Linked DNA regions of Mus musculus: region 2 is linked to region 1. A link is a loop called in an ENCODE intact Hi-C map of the cell type or tissue named here. Cell type or tissue: heart. All regions are shown on one strand. Each heading gives the region's core, and the rest is flanking DNA. Links, peaks and the distances in the headings are about the cores only.

Region 1 (9,145 bases), core at 3,664-8,663:
AGCTGTGTACATGTGTATTTTGGAATAAGGGGGGATGGTGCACATTAGGAGGTGGAGTCAGGGAGATCAAGAGCTAGCTTGGGCTACATCTCAAGACCCTGATTTAAAAGAAAAAAATTGAAGACAGATTTAAAAATTGAATCACTTTTATTTGGTAAATTTGAAACCCTATCCTCAAATTAGAATTTCATACAGACATGGTAACACACACCTGTAGTCCTAGCATAAAACAGACACTCAGAAGTTCAAGGGCATCCTCAGCTACGCAGAGTTCCAGCCTAGCCTGACATGCATGAGATCCAATTAGACAAGAAATAAAGAAGGAAGGGAGGGAGGGAGGGAGGGAGGGAGGGAGGGAGGGAGGGAGGGAGGGAGGGAGGGAGGGAGGAAAGAAGGAAGGAAGGAAGGAAGGAAGGAGAGAGAGAGAAAAGAAGAAGGAGGAGGAGGAGGAGGAAGAGGAGGAGGAGGAGAAAAAAGAGAAAGAAAGAAAAAAGAAAAAGAAAGAAAGAGAGAAAGAGAAAGAGAGAGAGAAAGAAAGAAAGAAAGAAGAGAGAAGGGGAGGGGAGAGGGAAAAGGAGAGAGAGAAGAAAAGGGGGGGGGGAGAAAATTCCCATCCCTTTTAGACAAGGCACTCAATTTTAATTGACAATAAATAAAATGTGTTAATGGACCCCAAATCATACAAGAGAAATGATGAGCTGAGCCCCCACACTGGAAGGCCCTAGCTAGCTAAATGTTCACTATTCCAGTCCCTCACCCCAGGACATCAGGTTCACTAAAAGCTTTTATCGCCAGAGTCTGCTCTCAGGCTAATCAGCTTAGGGGAAGCCAGATCATCAACTCAAATTTCCTCATCCCCAAGTGGAGAAACAAACACAGTCCAAGCAAATCTCAGGGGGCACAGAAAGGGAGCGCTTTTGAAGGGAAGCGCTACTTCCTCAGGAGCCAATCATTTTCTTAACAGGGGCAAGAGAGCTTTCTTCTTAGGGGGGCTCAGGCTTTAAGCTGCAAGCGTTGTTCTGTCCTTCAGAAGCATCAAACTTACTCTATTTTATTTGGGAAATATGTTTTATGTGTGTGTATAACTACTGCATATATATGTTAAAATAATTCTTTCCTATTTCATAGTGAATCTATAGATAAGACACATGCCAGGAAAAGTCTTAATAACAAAAGAAGAAGGTAAACTCAATTGAAAAAAAAAATCCCATATATAGGCTGGAGAAATGGCTAAATGGTTAAGAAAGATTCTTCCTAAAGGGAACCCAAGTTCAGTTCCCAGCACTCAGGGGTGTGTGTGTGTGTGTGTGTGTGTGTGTGTGTGTGTGTGTACAAAGGAGGAGGAAGGAAGGGAGGGAGGAAGGAAAAGAGAGAGATAAAGAGAGTAACCATAAAATTAGTTATCATACTTTATAGGCCAAATTAGTTCAGTTCTCACTGGGAAGCCTCCCAACTCCTCATTGGGTGGGAAGCCCCATTCAGTAGTGTAAAGTGGTCTATAAAGACGCCTGCTAAGAAAGTCCAGACTTAACTGTTGCTTCTCAACCTTTCTGTCTCAACAGATCAAATGATCTTTCACAGGGGTTGCCTAAGACAACTGGAAAACACAGTATCAAGATTACTTATAATGTAGCAATGAAAATAATTTTATGGTTGGGGTCTCCACAACATGAGGAATGGTATCGAAGGCTGGAAGCATTAGGAGGTTGAGAACTGCTGGACTAGATAGATGGTCCTGGAGTTTTATCCAGTAACTCGAGTGCACATTCAGCCACAGTCTTACACTTGGTTTTGCCTCTGACTCCTTACAAAATAAGATTCAAAATGAGTCAGAGTGACACTCTGTCTCCAGGCAGACAGGGTCTAATCAAGGATGGGCTGGAGGCAGGGGTGGCTCAGTGAATGAGAGAGCACTTGCCTAGCATCTGCCAGGCCCTGAGTTCAAGCCCCAAGAATGAAAGGGTGTAGTCATGGAAATGGGCCAAGTCACAGAAAAACAGCTGACAACTGAAAGTAGTTACACAATTAAGTGCCAACAGTTGGCCATTTCTGTTAGAAGCCACAGAAAGGTTCATTCATTATAGTGCAAAATATTCATGAAGAAATTAATGTCCATTTCCTTCGATTTCCAAGAACTCCACTCTTGCTCTAGACTAATGTAAGAGGCCAGAAGATAGGTCAGCTACTAAACAGCCCTGCCTAATTTTCTCAGGGCCAGGGCAGAGGGCTGCCTGCTGCCACCATCACAAGACAGGTGCAGGAGTGTGGAAGGAGCCATTACTACTCAGCCGGCCATAAGTTTGTTCTGCATGCTGGCCTGGACTTCCAAGGTAGCAGAGAATAACTTCTGATCCTCCTGCCTCCGTGCCCAAAGAGGGTATCAGGGCCACTGGGACTGGAGTTATGGGTGGTTGTGAGCTGCCCTGTGGGTCCTGGGAATCGAGCCTTGTCCTCTGAATGCTCCTAAGTGCTGAGCCATCTCTCCAGCCCCTTAATAATAACAACTTAATAACCCTGATTGCAGCGGACACAATAGTGAATGAGCCTGACCCCTGGCCCTCACAGTGGGCTGTGCTGATCGCAGCACGAAGGGGAAGAGGACAGGTAGAGAGGGGACAGGCAGGACAAAGTGGGATCTCTATTTCAAAAAAAGAACAAGATTAAAAGTGCTTTAAGAGGCCTCAGCAGGAACACAGCTAGAGAAGGTAGTCGGGATGGGTGCCAACAGTAGAGAAATGGTTATTAGAGCAGATGTGACCGTGGCCAGGTATAGGGCACACCTGTAATCCCATTCAGGAGGCTGAGGCCTAGGCTACACTCTGGGTTCCAAGCTATCCTGGGATACATAACGGAGCCATGTTTCAACTACCACACACACACACACACACACACACACCCCAAAAAACTAAGTAGACAAGATAGCTCAGTAGTTACCACCAAGCCACACAACCTGAGTTAAATCCCTGGATCCACAAGGTGGAAGGAAAGAGCTGACTCCTATAGACAGTCCTCTGACCTTCCATACATATGACACCATACACAAATGATCAATACATGTTTATGAGTATTTTGCCTACACGTACGTACATGCAGCACATGTGTGCAGTGCTTTCAGTGGCCAGAGAAGGGAATCCAGTCCCCTGGAACTGAAATTACTCAGTGTTAGTGAGCTGCCATGTGGGTGCTGGGAACTAAACCCAGGTCCTCTGCAAAGGCAGCAAATAATTCCTAGTCACCAGAGCATTCAGTGAACGTCAATTTTACAGTTTGTTTTTTTTATTACGTATTTTCCTCAATTACATTTCCAATGCTATCCCAAAAGTCCCCCACACTCTCCCCCGCCCCCCCCCCCACTCCCCTACCCACCCATTCCCATTTTTTGGCCCTGGCATTCCCCTGTACTGGGGCATATAAAGTTTGCCTGTCCAATGGGCATCTCTTTCCAGTGATGGCCGACTAGGCAATCTTTTGATACCAGTTTGTTTATTTTTAAGTGTGTGTGTGTGTGTGTGTGTTTGGTTTTGTGCAATGAGTGCAATACTGGCAGAGTCCAGAAGACAGCACTGGGTTCTCTGAAGTTGGAGTTACAGGCAGCTGTGAGTTGCCTGTTGTGGGTGCTGGGAACCGAACTTGGATCCTCAGGAAGAGCAAGCAGTCTGTGCTCTAAATGACAGAGCCATTTCTCCAGCCACTTACCAAGTTTTTAAACCAAAAAATATTTAGTTCTACTCAAGTTAGACTCAATAAAATGTGTTCAGGGTGGACAAGAGACATGGAAGAATGAAGAGAATTGTTTGGCCTGAGATTCTCTAAGAGTGGAATTTCTTTACTAAGATGGGGAAACAGGTATCAGGAAAGGAAGTTAAAAGTCTGGTTCCCAAAGGCGGCTTCCCTCTTCAAAATGCCTGTGCGTGCTCTAAAGCCAAGGCCACAGAATTGAGAAGCTGACCGTAAATTCCACACAGAGATACAAGGGACTCTTCTGCACAGCCAAAAAAACTCGTAAAAGGTGGCAAGGGAGGGGGTGGGGCGGGGTGACGTCAGAAATAAACAAACAACAACAACAACAACGACAAATAAGACACACTGTGGAGAGGAAACGGAAAGGTGTTGGGGTGGGGGGGAAGACCAAGGTAAAATAAGAAGGCAGCTCCCATTCAGGCGCGCTTAGCATTTCTGAATACCCCCCCTTCCTTTCTTTTTGGTGTTTGTTTTTTGAGAAAGAGTCTCCTGTAACCCAGGCTGGTTTCAAGCACACACTATGTAGCAAAGGCTGACCTTGAACCCTGGATCCTTCTCTGTCCACCTTCCAAATGCAGGGATTACTTTTCCCATACCGGTTCCACTCTACAGGGAGCTTTAAAGAATACGAAATGTCTCCTGCCTTCCTCACCCGGCTGGGCTGAACAGCTAAGGCAGAACAGCTGTTAGCCCTTGGGCTTGAAAGAGAAGCCTAGGGGAATACTCCAGACAACAGCAAGATGCAAAGGCCAGGGGGGCTGCTGAGACGCCTCAAGATCTCCTACATTACAGAGCTGGCTTTCCAAATCGGTACCCAGCTACTGGGCCAGAGACCCGGTCTTGGCAAAGTGACCAAAATATGTCATCCATCAATTCTACCTCCGATAGGGTGACTCTAAGACCAGGCTGACCAGCTGGGTTCTCTGAATGACAGGAAAAGGCAGAGCCCTTTCTCACCTGAAAGCAGCAGGACTCTAAAGACTTTAAAGTCAAAGACTTCTAAAACCGAAGTGAGGGAAGGACAGAGGGATGGGCAGACCTATTTCTCTTCCCCTCATTAAAGGGATTTTGGCACCTAGATGCCACCCGGGATAACCTTCAGCCCCTGGAACTCCAGAAAACCAGCATCCATTCCGAAGATCTGTCCCCTGGTTGCCCTAGGGCTGACTTGCTCGCCTGCAATCTGCAGCGCGCCCAGAACGCTGAGTGCTCACCCGGTTTGGTGCTCTGTCCGGTGCTGTCCCTGCGGTGTTGCGTCCCTGCAGTGCTAGATTCCCAACGTGCCGCGTCCTCGCTGTGCTCTATCCCTTAGGTACTCCCTTCCAAATGGAGCTCGGGACCCCGTGCGACTGGCCTTTTTTGGGTGCTTGGCGCTATTTTCCGTCTGGCCCCACATCACTTCCCGTAGAGGAGAGCGCGGTGGGGGCGGGTCCTGAGCGGCCTCCACCTCCGCCTCCTGTCACCTGCCCGCAGGCCCCCAGCCACAGAAACGACTGCTCGCCTCGCCTGGCACGGATCGGGTCTCCTCGCCCCTTCTGAAAGGTGTGAGAACCACAGAGGGTGGTTTTCCTTGAGACCAAGAGAGCCATTCACAAAAAGCTCAAATTGCCCCAGGATCCGGGTAAGGCGAGGCGTGCCCTGGAGACTCCAAAGGTCTGTCCTAAAAGCTTTTTCATGGCTGTGCATCCTCCCTGGAGACAGCTTGGGCATGGCCTACTGGGGTTCCTGGACTCGATGATGAGAAAAATAGGTAAGATTCAGTCAGAAGAAAATAAACACTATTCTGGAAGGCAATGGCCAGCGGAGTCTACATGCACACAGTCTAACTCGGATTACACTCACCCTGAAGTCCTAAAACACTGTTAGGGCAGGCAGTTACTGCACAGTAAGAGGGAAATTATGGGGTGGCATAACATGCTAAGACCCGGCAGGGTCCGGAGCAGCCTATGACCCTCTGCTGCCTCCTAGTGGCCTTCTACCGATGCCTAGGGTTTTCTGTGAGCAGTCTGGGTCTCAACCTGGGGATGGAGGACATTAGCCAAATCCGTCCAAAGGTGGTTCTGCGCTTCACACTGGCCTTTGGGCCTGCCCTGTTGCTTTCAGAATTCCACTTCCAAGACAAGCAAAATGCTGAGAAGGAAGACTGGGCTAAGTTCTGTCCATGCAGTTTCATTCATCCCTAGGGCCTGCCACCACAAACTCCGCGGTCCAGCTGTCCCACCCACCTGCACACCCAGTCACCCCTCCTGTCTGTAGCTACTAGGACTGCACCACAGTGCAGTTTCTCAATCTGTAGATGGCAGCTACTGGAGTCACCCACGCTTGTAAGCAACCCCAATAAACTGGACCGGTACAGAATCTTTTCTATCATTCCATCAGGGCTGAAGAGAAATACCCTCCCCAGGAAAAGCAAGGCAACCATCTTCCTTCAGGCACTAGCTCTTTTTTTTTTTTTCTTTTTGGTTTTTCGAGACAGGGTTTTTCTGTGTAGCCCTGGCTGTCCTGGAACTCACTCTGTAGACCAGGCTGGCCTTGAACTCAGAAATCCGTCTGCCTCTGCCTCCTCCCGAGTGCTGGGATTAAAGGCGTGTGCCGACGTCACCACCACCCGGCTCTGGCACTAGCTCTCAAGGAGCTATCACTAGAGGCCAAGACAGGTGGATTTCTGAGTTCGAGGCTAGCCTGGTCTACAGAGTGAGTTCCCAGACAGCGAGGGCTACACAGAGAAACCCTGTCTCAAAAAACCAAAAAAAAAAAAAAAAAAAAAAAAAGGTACCAGCTTTCAATACCATCACCCTGGAGACCAGGCATCCTACACATAAACCTGGAGGTGACGAAGGTCTATGAACTATATTGGGGAACAACACTGTCACTGGTAATGGCTGGTACTTCTGATCCTCCTGCTTCCACCTGAGTGCCTGGATCACACAACTGCATCACTTTGCCCAGGGTGTGAGGTGCTGGTCCTGAAACCTAGGGCTTCATCTGTGCCCTGAGACTTGACTATGCATCTGGTTCCAAGAGTCCATGTCTCAGCCTGGTCTGAGATTATGTGACATACTCTAAACCAGCAAACAATGAAAACAAACAAACAAACAAACAAACAAAAAACATGCCAGACTAGAGAAATGGCTCAGTGGTTAAGAGCACTGACTGTTTTTCCAGAGGTCCTGAGTTCAATTCCCAGCAAACACATGGTGGCTCAAAACCATTTGTAATGAGGCTCAGATGCCCTCTTGTAGTGTCTGGATTTATTTATTTTCTGTATATGAGTACACTGCTGTCTTCAGACACACCAGAAGAGGGCATCAGATCCCATTACAGATGGTTGTGAGCCACCATGTGGTTGCTGGGAATTGAACTTAGGACCCCTGGAAGAACAGTCAGTGTTCTTAACTGCTGAGCCATCTCTCCAGCCCAAGAACTACCTTTATAAATAACTTAGATTCATTACCCATGATTTATTTATTTAAAGCATACCTAAAGTCTTACTAGACTAATAGTCGGTGTGATTTCAATAGAACGTTAAGCAAGGTTTACAATTTCAGTTTATGCAGAATTAGCTCCCTTTTCTTCTGATTCTTCCAACAACTTCACCTTTTCTTTTAATTCCTTCTGATCTCTGGAATATTGTTCAAATATTGGCTGATAAATATACATTCCTCCAGCAATTCCAAGGATGGCAGCAAAAAGCAGTTGTGGAAGTGGCAATCTCCCGAGCATTGCAGCGGCAGGTAGCGCACAAGCTGAGGGTGGCTATGCTCCCCGGGCAGCAAACCGCTTCAGAGCTGTTTCTAAGGAAAAGGGACAAAAAAAAAAAAAAAAAAAAAAAAAAAAGGACCACTTAGTACAGCAGACTTTTAGAAACAATTTTATTTTGTGCTATGTGTGCGACTGAGTGCAGGAGTCTGGAAGCCAGAAAGTTACAGGCAGCTGTCATCTAACACAGGTGCTGGGAACTGAACTCAGGTCCTCCGGAACAGCAGCTCACTCTTCACTCCAGCCCCATCTGCTCTTTAGAAGACTTGTTACTACTTTCCTCTGGCATGAATGTTTTGTAATATTTAAAAATCACTAACTAGGGCTGGAGAGATGGCTCAGCGGTTAAGAGCACTGACTGCTCTTCCAGAGGTCCTGAGTTCAATTCCCAGCAACCACATGGTGGCTCACAACCATCCGTCATGGGATCTGACGCCCACTTCTGGTGAGTCTGAAGTCAACTACGGTGTACTTATGTATAATAAATAAATCTTTGGGACTGAGCAAGCAGAGGTCCTAAAAAAATTCAATTCCCAACAACCACATGAAGGCTCACAACCATCTGTACAGCTACAGTGTACCCATGTACATAAAATAAATCTTTAAAAAAACCAAGAATCACTAACTAATAAATACATAAGGGTAGCATGACAGCACATAGGCTTACTATGGGATATTTTCTAAAATCTCAATTAGGTTGTCAGTAGTTAAAAATCATATTTTATATTAAAATTGTTATTTCTTCCAGGCATCGTAGCACATGCTCATATTCCCAACAGTTGGGTCCAGGCAAGAGGATCAGGAACTCAAGGTTACCCTCTGGCTGCACTGCCAGTTGGCGGCCAGTCTGGATTCCATAACAGGTTCTCGGAGAACAAGTCAATAAAAACCTTAAAAAGGAACCTATAGGGAATGCAAGTTTGAGGGTGGTGTGAGACAGAGATGCATCCTCTTCTATCAGGGGATGTTCCCAGGGAGTTATTTTGTGTGTATTTGCCTGTGAGTTATTTTGTGTGTATTTGCCTGTGAGTTATTTTGCATTTGAGTGTTTGTTCTGGTTCTTTATGATAGGCAGGCTGCTCTAGATTACAATTCTGCCTTCACCACCCCAGTGTTAGGATGACAGGTGTGCGCCACTAACATGGCTGCTGGAAGTCTTCTCAGAGCGTTTAAACTGGTAATTTTCAAAATGGCAAAAGGAGGGGAAGGGATGGCTGACGGCTTTCAAGTCGTTTAATACTTTTTCTCCAAGAGGTGCCCGAAAGGACTCAGAAGTGAGTGTCTCTGTTTAAGCTTCCTCTAAAGGATGATAGAGAGAGGGGACAAGTGACCTCACTATGCCTTCTGCAGTAGCTGTAACTCTTTTAAGCAAGCTGTATGACAAAAGCGATTTTTAAGAGGCTGTAAAACTTCACTGAGCCAGGTGTGGTGGTGCAGGATTTTAATTCCAGCACCAGGTGTGGGCAGAGACTATGTGAGTCTGAGGCCTGTCTGGTCTAAAGAGCTGAGTTCCAAGCCAGCCAAGGCTACATAGTAAGAGCCTATCTCAAAAAAAGCAAAAGCAAATTATGTTGAGTTCTTTTGATATTTTAGGAGAAATCAAACGCAAATCATTTGCATGCCTTCTTTGAGAAAAATGGGGTGG
Region 2 (9,145 bases), core at 1,844-6,843, 69 kb before region 1:
CAGTCACCTATAATACCAGCACTCGGGAAGACAAGGCTGTGAGTTCAAGGTACAAGATCCTCTTTTTTTTTTTGGTTTTTCAAGACAGGGTTTCTCTGTATAGCCCTGGCTGTCCTGGAACTCACTTTGTAGACCAGGCTGGCCTCAAACTCAGAAATCCGCCTGCCTCTGCCTCCAAGTGCTGGGATTAAAGGCGTGCGCCACCACGCCTAGCTCAAGATCCTCTTAAAAGTGAAAAAAAGGATGGCCGGGCGTGGTGGCGCACGCCTTTAATCCCAGCACTCGGGAGGCAGAGGCAGGTGGATTTCTGAGTTCGAGGTCAGCCTGGTCTACAAAGTGAGCTCCAGGACAGCCAGAGCTATAAAGAGAAACCCTGTCTCGAAAAACAAAAAAAAAAAAAAAAAAAAAAAAAAAAAAAAAAAAAAAAAGTGAAAAAAAGGAACTAAGTTTTATAACACTTTTCCTCCCCACCAGCACCCCTGTCGTCTACTCAGGGTGATGGGGGGGCCACACACACAAGTGCTGAACACTGCTGTTTTCAAATTTTGGGCCTGTAACTTCATATTTATGCAAACAAGCACTTGGATGTACCCTTAAAATTAGTGTCAATCGCCTTAAGTTAAGCATCTTCGCATCTTCCTGTGCAAGGCAGCCAGTCTAGCATTCTGGGTTTGTCTGCTTCCTGACCAGTCTCACCTCACACAGCAAAACACTCTCCTTATTTATTCCTGCAGAATGTGTGGTTTGTATTTTGGGTGATGCTTCAAGCTTAATAATTATAATATTTATATATGGATATACCAGCCAAGCAATGAAGTAAGTTTGTTATTTGTATAACAAGCCAGCAGTTGAAGTCACAGAAGGCCCACAGTCTCTGCTATCCCAGGACTTACTAGTTTTATTCCACAGCTCACGCTGGTATTTCACAGGTTCATTTCTACGTTTTTCAAATTCAAATGAGTTGTCCTATAAGACAGAATATAGTGATGACAAGAAAGATGGTAAGTAAGCATTGTTTAAAATAGTCTCCTTTGCACAAAAATCCTAAGTGGACGCATATTAAGACACTGTCCTAGTTATACTGGAGAATGCTGGCTGAAAACAGCCCTTTTCTGAGGGATTCTTGGAGGGAAAGGCGAATCCCTCCCTCCCTCCCTCCCTCCCTCCCCGCCTCCCTCCTTCTCTCTCTCCCTATCAGTGGCTGTCCAGCAGCTGTGAGAATTACAGACAACTGAAGGGCTTTCCCCACTTCCGAGCTCCAGATGAGAATCACAGACAGAAATTCCATTATATGAACCACTTTTCATAGATAAAATCAAACACCAAGAATTCATATCGTTTCCGTCTAAGAGCCTGTTAGAGGGAAGAGTTGTGAGCCCACACACCTGCAGGGATAACCCGTGTGGTGCAGGGGGCCCTCCACAAGCAGGTATTTTGATAGTTAAAAAGCTGCAGGCGTGCCTTTGCTTCAAATGTAGCTGACAGAAGATACAGAATATCAACTCTATGCTAGCTATTTCATTTACAAGTGTGAGATTCTCCTCGCTCACAGTATCCTAGGCAGTAAGGCAGCTGGGGTAGGGGAGGAGCAGGATTGGCACCCTCCATCTTGGGCATTAAAGAGATCCTGCTGCCTCACCGTCCCTGAAGACTATTTCTGAAAAGTAACTGATTTGGCTTCCCATCCTACATGGCCAGCAGCTGTGTTCACTAGACAGCCCTGGGATTAGGAACCTGGGTCTGGCTTATAGGTTATACCTCTAAGTGACAGGAAGGAGGCAGGTCACAGGTTTTGGGGGAAGGGACAGCCACAGAGGGGCACAACTTAAAACTTCTACCTCCAGCAAAGAACACCTGCGGCTTCTGTCACCTCCCTCTTCAGACACCAAGTACCCTTACCTCAGCCCTTGGCTTGCCCTAATACCAACACTTCTAGCTTTTGTTCTCCGACAGAGTCCTACCAAGGACACGCAGAAACCAGTACGTGTCTGTTACAAACCACACCTGAGCCCCAGTGCTACTCAGGGGCTCTTCAGCTCATCTCCCAACCTCCACCCAGCCCTGAAAGTCCAAGTTCCCACTTCATCCAACCCATTTACATGATTTTTCTTCTTCTTTGCCAAAGCCAAAAACAGTTTTGGGGAGAAGAGAGAGACACAGACAGGGACAGAGAAAGAGAGACAGAGAAGAAACAAAAGAAAAGAAAAAAGAACAAAAAATAAACAAACCAACTTTTACATACTAGGGTAGCAGTTTTTCACTTTTTAGAAGTCTACAGAACAATGGACTTTAGGATCGTGTGAGTATGAGAAATAAAGAAGCAGGCACACTGCGGGGCCCATGCTCAGGCCAGGCCACCACCCGCACTCACCACCGTGAGCTCCTTGCCAGCTGCTTTCCGGAAGGCTTTAGTCCACCTGACCTTGCGTGGGTTTCTCTTCTTCTTAAAGTTTTTATGACACTTGGATTTGCAGAATCGGAACACCTACAGGACACTCAAGTTAAAATACCGAGGAGCTGAAGAGTCAACAATAAAAATGTTTCTACATGCCCCCCCCGGCCCCCCCCAGCCAACCAAAAAGAAAAAGCAAACAAACAAAAAACTACTGTAAAGCAAAAAAAAAAAAGACACTCACATAAGAACTAAGGACAACACCTAGAATCACATGCGACATCAGAACAGAAGGACACTCAAGTGTTTGATGGGTGTCCGACATCATCTCTACCAGGCTAAGCACCCGGAAACCATCACTAATCACTTTAGAGAATAATACCTTACACTGGCCTTAAGTGAAGGAATAGTCTAAGAAAAAGCTCCTTAAAGACCTTCTCAGCCGGGCGTGGTGGCGCACGCCTTTAATCCCCAGCACTTGGGAGGCAGAGGCAGGCGGATTTCTGAGTTCGAGGCCAGCCTGGTCTACAAAGTGAGTCCCAGGACAGCCAGGGCTATGCAGAGAAACCCTGTCTCGGAAAAAAAAAACAAAAAAAAACAAAAAAACAAAACAAACAAACAAACAAAAAACAACAACAACAACAAAACGCTATCTGGAGCCTGGCAGTGGTGGCGCACGCCTTTAATCCCAGCTCTTGGGAGAGACAAGAGGCAGGCGGATTTCTGAGCCTGGTCTACAGAGTGAGTTCCAGGACAGCCAGAGCTATACAGAAAAACCAAACCCTGTCTCGAAAAACCAAAAATAATTAATAATGCAATTTCTGTGTGTCACTGGAAGCAACATAAAAAGTAAGCCTTTGAGGTTACTGGGCGCTAGCAAAGAAAGCTGAGTATGGTAACTAAAATGTGTGACCCGCTCAGAAACAGAAACCTAAACTAAGAAAGCCTGTGCATGCGGCACAAATCATAATGCTTTTGCTTACATACTTCATTCCGTGAGAACCTTCAAGAAGTGGGATAGTGAAGGCTGCCGAAGTAGCCAGTTAATCCCCCCCAAAGAACCCCCATGCTGTCTTTCTCCTAGCTCATCTCCAGCAACAATGCAAAAGTCTATAAGGCTCAGGCACCATGTCCATTAACCGCTACAGACAACCCCACCTCCCACTGTACGAGAGCATGAGCCTCCTTAAGCATTAATTCGACCGACTTCCTGACCCTGCGGCAAGCCGGGTGGCCTGCGGATGAGATGAGCGTCTGACAGCAACGAGGAGACCTCGCCGGCAGTGAACCGACGCCGGGTCCAGCCCAGGCCACTCCACGGCGTTCAGAACCCGGCGCGAGCAGAGCGCGCTCCAGTCCCCGAGCCGTCCGGAGCGTGCGGGCCACGGCCGCCTCACCTTGCAATCGTTGCGGACGAACATCATGCCGTGCCCCGGGTAGATCGGCCCGGAGCAGAAATAACACTTTTCGATCCTCATGTTGACCCCGCGTGGGACCCACCTTCGGGACGCGGAGCTGGAGAGGAAGTGGTACGTCACTTCCTAGTCGCCGGAAGCGAGTCCCTGACCCGACCCGGAAATGGTATCTTAGAATATGAATGAGCTGAAGGTAAAGGCACCACCTGACCCGCGTGTGCGCAGCAGCAGCAGCAGCAGCAGCAGCAGCAGCAGCAGCAGCAGCAGCAGCAGCGTCCCGCGCAGACGCAGAGGCTATAGACTGCATCTGGGAGTTTGACTTTTTGGTTCTGTGAGATCTACCGTACGGGCGCTTTGGAATTTTTCCCGGTATACTCATTCCATAGCGCTATTGCGGTGCTTGTGCTTTGCCACGGGCACGCTCCCCCACACCGGATTGTACCAAAGTCTGCTTTACTCCAGGCTTGTCTTCCCCAAAGGACTTGGCAGGAGTACACAACTAAAACCTTCCACCCGGGGCTGGTGAGATGGCTCAGTGGGTAAGAGCACCCAACTGCTCTTCTGAAGGTCTGAAGTTCAAATCCCAGCAACACATGGTGGCTCACAACCATCCCTAAAGAGATCTGACTCCCTCTTCTGGAGTGAATGAAGACAACTACAGTGTACTTACATATAATAAAACAAAATAAAATTAAAAAAAAAAAAAAAAACTTCCACCCTGGTCTTAGGAGAGCAACCTACTCAAAGTCAGGACAGCTTGGACGAGTTGGTTCTTTCCTCTCACCATGTGGGTCCAAGGGATGCTTAACTGATTTTGTATTTTGGCAGAGGGTCTCGTTTTGTGTAATCTGGAACTGGCTATGTAAACCAAGCTGGACTCGATCTAATAAGAGATCTCCCTACCTCTGCCTCCTTAGTACTGGGATTAAAGGGGTGTGCTACCAGGTGCTGGAGAGATGGCTCTAGGGTTAAGAGCACTGGTTGTTCTTCCAGAGGACCCAGATTTGATTCCCAGAACTCACATGACAGTTCACAACCATCTGTAACTCCAGTTCCAAGGGATCTGATGCCCTCTTCTGGCCTCCACAGGCACCGGGCATACATACACACAGTACACTGACATATATGTAACCAAACTTCCTACACATATAAAATAAATTTTAAAGGAGAGGGGCTGAAGTGATGAGCACTGCTCTTCCAGAGGACCTGGGTCCAGAGGACTTATAGGCAAAATACCAATGCACGTGAAAATAAAAATAAAATATTTTAAAGGGGAGGGGTGGGAGCTGGAGAGATGGCTCAGCGGTTAAGAGCACTGATTGCTCTTCCAAAGATCTGAGTTCAAGTCCCAGCAACCACATGGTGGCTCACAACCATCCCTAATGAGATCTGACACTCTCTTCTGGTGTGTCTGAAGACAGCTACAGTGTACTTACATATAATAATAATAAATAAATCTTTTTTTAAAAAAGGAGTGTACTACCATGCCTTGCTATTTTTTAAATCGTATTATTTTATGTGTTTTACTTGTTTAGTATGTGCACATTGTGTGTGCTGTGCCAGCCAATGTCAGAAGAGGGCATAGGATCCCGGGAACTGGAGATAGAGATAGGTGCGAGTCTCCATGTGGACCCTGGGACTGAACCCAAGTCCTCTGGAAGAGCAGCCAGTGCTCTTAGCCTCTGAGTCATCTCTCCAGTGCCTCGTTCTGTTTTTGAGGTCTCCGTCTCAATATACAGCACAGGGTTCCCTAGAAATCATGATCTGTGCTGATACTGTAGAGGTGTGCCACCATACTGGCTTGATATTTACCTGCTGATCGTATATTGAAATATTTAAAATATGGTCTGAGAGGCCAAACCTACTCCATCTTGGGACCAGCCTCCATCTTAAAGCAAGCCTGAGACTTGGCCTGCAGCTGAACCCAAGCTGCACCCAAGTACCAGGAAGGACCCCAGGGCTTGTCCTGGGCCAGAGTTACTCCCTAGCTACTTCCTAGCAACAGTTAATCAAAGATTAGTCTGATTGTTTCAAATGTACTTTCAGACCATTTGTCATTGTATACAGTCTTGCTTCAGAGTACCCACCTGTTGTCATACAATAGTTACTCAATTAGATACGTGCCAGGCTAAAGTCCCCTTGCTTGCTCACAATTTCTTATAAAGCCTTGACCCCCTAAGACCTCGGGGCTACAGATGGCAGTGTGGCCCCAGCTCAAGCTTATAATAAAGACCCTAATGTGTTGCATCAGAATCGTCTCCTTGGTGGGTTTTTGGGATTCATGAACTTCCTGGCACAACATTTTAAGTAAAACATACTACCCCTGGATGGTGCACATAGTCCTAGTACTCAGGAGGCAGAGGCGGGCAGATCTCCAAGAAGCCCAGAACAGCCAGGGCTACATAGAGAAACCCTGTTTTGAAAAGCATTAAATTCAGCCGGGCGTAGTGGCGCACGCCTTTAATCCCAGCACTTGGGAGGCAGAGACAGGCGGATTTCTGAGTTCAAGGCCAGCCTGGTCTACAAAGTGAGTTCCAGGACAGCCAGGGCTATACAGAGAAACCCTGTCTCGAAAAACCAAAAAAAAAACAAAAAAACAAAAAAAAACATTAAATTTCTGGCTAAGACTGGTAGTGCGTGTCTTTAACACCAGCACTTGGGATGCAAAGGTAGACTGTGGGGGGAACCTCTGTGGGTTCTCCACCAGCCTGGTTTAATGTGGCAAGTTTCAGGTCAGCCAGAATTATTTATTGAGGCCCTGTCAAAGGAAGAGGGGGGGGAGGACTTTGTGGCTACCAGAAAAATGAAATGGCATATACCCTGTATCTTGTATCTTATACTGCTAGACAAAAAGCTCTGCAGGCTTGCCTGCCCTCCTGTCTGCCTGGTCTGTGTATCATCTTGATCAAACGTTACCACTTTTCCTGTGTGCTGGGACCAAGCCCAAGGTCCTGAGCATTCTAGGCAAGTACTCTACCACTAACTACACCCTCAAACCCCAAAACTATAGTCTTCTGTTCCTGAGTTGACCTCTCTGAACAGAAGACCCAAAATACCAGTGCCTTGGGCCTCAGATCCCAAACATGCAACTAAGGAGTGAGATAAGTTGTTCTTCTAGCTTTCTGACCAGGAGGTAAGTGTGCCACCAGCAGCAGCTTTGAGCTTTCAAAAGCCCACACACTTTTCTTAGTTCCTTCTGACCTGTGCTTTATGAGTCGGGTTTAAGCTCTCAGCTGCTGCTCCAGTGCCAGCCTGCCCACTGCCATGCTCCCTGCCAAGGCAGACATGGACTCACCCTCTGAAACTGTGAGCCTGAGTTAAATGTTTTCATATGTTTTCTCATGGCAATAGAAAATAACTAAATAACTTAGAAATTAAGACACTTCCCATCTCTAACGGCCCCCTTTAGTTTGTAAACTGTTTTCTCTGTTTGTATATACAGCCATGTTTATAGTCCTAGGTACTTGGATAAGTTGATACAGGAGGATTGCTTGAATCCAGGAGTTGTAGGCCATTGTCTTAGAGTTTCCAGTGCTGTGATAAAACACCATGACCAAAAGAATCGGAGGGAACAAAGGGTTTATTTCCACTTACAACCCGAAGTCAGGGAAGTCAGAGCACAAACTGAAATAGAAGCCATGGAGGAGTGCAGCCTATTGGCTTGCTCAGCCTGTATTCTTAGGGCATCCAAAACCACCAACCCACCCAAAATAAGCTGGGCCCTCCCACATCCATCAAGAAATAGCACCACAGGCTTATCCACAGGCCTGTTTGTTGTGGGCATTTTCTCAGCTGAGGTAACTTGTGTCAAACCAACATAAAACATAGACAGCTATGCCAACACAGCAAGACTCCATTGACTGGGAGAGGAGAGGAAAACTGGGGGAGGGATGAATATTGAGGGGGAAAAAAAAACAGTGCAAAGGGAGGAAGAAATAGCTTAATTTAAAAACAATGTATGTGACATTGGAGAGTGCTTCTGTGTTTCAGAGCAGTTTTTGTTGTGAAGCAGCCAGATTTGGCTCCTAGGAAGCTCATGGGGGCCACCAACCACCTGTAACTCCAGTTTCAAGGAGTAAGCAGCCGTCCTCTGGCTCCCACAAACACTGCTACAGACCTAGTACATACACATAGCCAAAACACTCATCCTCGTAGAATTCAAAAATAAATATTGGGGGGCTGGAAAGATGGCTCAGTGGTTAAGAGCACTGACTGTTCTTCCAGAGGTCCTGAGTTCAATTCCCAGCACCCACATGGTGGCTCACAACCATCTGTAACGGCATCCGATGCCGCCTTCTGGTGTGTCTGAAAAGAGTGATAGTGTACTCATATACAGAAAATCAATCTTTTAAGTAAATAAATATTGGGGCTAGAGAGATGTCTCAGCAGTTAAAAACATACACTGCTCATGTGGCTCATAACTGTTTAGCTCCAGCTACGAGAGACTGGAATCTCTGGCCTCAACAGGCACCTGTATGCATATGCGCACGCAGAAAAGCAGGCTCTAGGATAAACTGCGCGAGCACACTCACACACACACCTCCCTCCCCCAATTTTCCTTTCTTTTGTCGTGTGTGTGTGTGTGTGTGTGTGTACACTGACAGGTGTGGTGCCCCATGCCATTAATCCCAGAACTCAGGAGGCAGAGAGAGGCAAGTGGATCTATTAAATGTGCATGTATACAGTTTCAAGAATGTAGTGAATACTAGAATGCCTCTTTTGGAAGCCATTCATAGATACACCTGTGCTCCATTTTATATAATTTTGTATACACATGCATGTGACTATGCATGTGGGGGAATTGGCTCTCTCCTTCCCCCACTGTGGGTTCCAGAGATTGAACTCAGGCCCTCAGCCTGCTTAGCAGGCACCCTTACCTACTGAGACATCTCAATTTTCTATGTATTTTGATAAAGTGATTCATCTATAAAGATAGCAATAATGGTGACCAATAAATCTAATCTAACAGTGAGAGTAAACGTACCTTCTCAGATATACACATTTGACAAAGGTTGGTAATCAAAGTCAATGGAAAAGCTATACACATGGATAAAACAAATTGGCAATGCTACTGTTTGGTATTATATTTTAAAGTGCTTATTCTTCAACACAATTCCACTCAAAAGTTGTACAGAAACACTATGGTGAAAAGTACCCGTAAAATTGGTAATAGAGAATGGCCTTGAAAATGTAAGGAAGGCCAACAATCTTGGAGGATGCTGAACTCTACTACGCATGCTGCCAAATGCATTGCTTCTATTTCTGAGGGCTGGAGATGAACCCAGAACCCTGCGCATGCCAGACAGGTGTGTTCTAGCATCACCATGAGATATCTTTA

The links. Hi-C counts contacts between places; a loop is a spot of excess contacts. Peaks named below come from ENCODE experiments on the same cell type or tissue, not always from the same donor. Only the 100,000 strongest peaks of a DNase experiment are listed, where the experiment ranks them.
Region 2: it touches region 1 in a loop (3-fold over the local background); 2 of 42 quality-filtered maps call a loop at or near these places.

What each region holds. Positions count from the first base shown.
Region 1 is chr9:73,040,822-73,049,966 of GRCm38, reverse strand. Pigbos1 (Pigb opposite strand 1) reads right to left here. Exons shown (of 2, transcript NM_001308425.1): 2 at 7,185-7,535. The coding sequence starts at 7,464. The coding sequence ends at 7,291. Rab27a (RAB27A, member RAS oncogene family) reads right to left here and starts at 5,157. Exons shown (of 6, transcript NM_023635.6): 1 at 4,956-5,157. In heart, for the core only: a CTCF peak has its summit at 5,702 (motif pointing left); DNase peaks (open chromatin) are centred at 5,126 and 5,716; H3K4me3 peaks cover 1,560 bases; H3K27ac peaks cover 823 bases.
Region 2 is chr9:73,108,228-73,117,372 of GRCm38, reverse strand. It overlaps Rsl24d1 (ribosomal L24 domain containing 1), which reads right to left and starts at 3,904. Exons shown (of 6, transcript NM_198609.2): 1 at 3,790-3,904; 2 at 2,372-2,485; 3 at 894-966. The coding sequence starts at 3,870. In heart, for the core only: no CTCF peak of the experiment used is centred there; a DNase peak (open chromatin) is centred at 3,932; H3K4me3 peaks cover 2,124 bases; H3K27ac peaks cover 1,274 bases; H3K27me3 peaks cover 322 bases.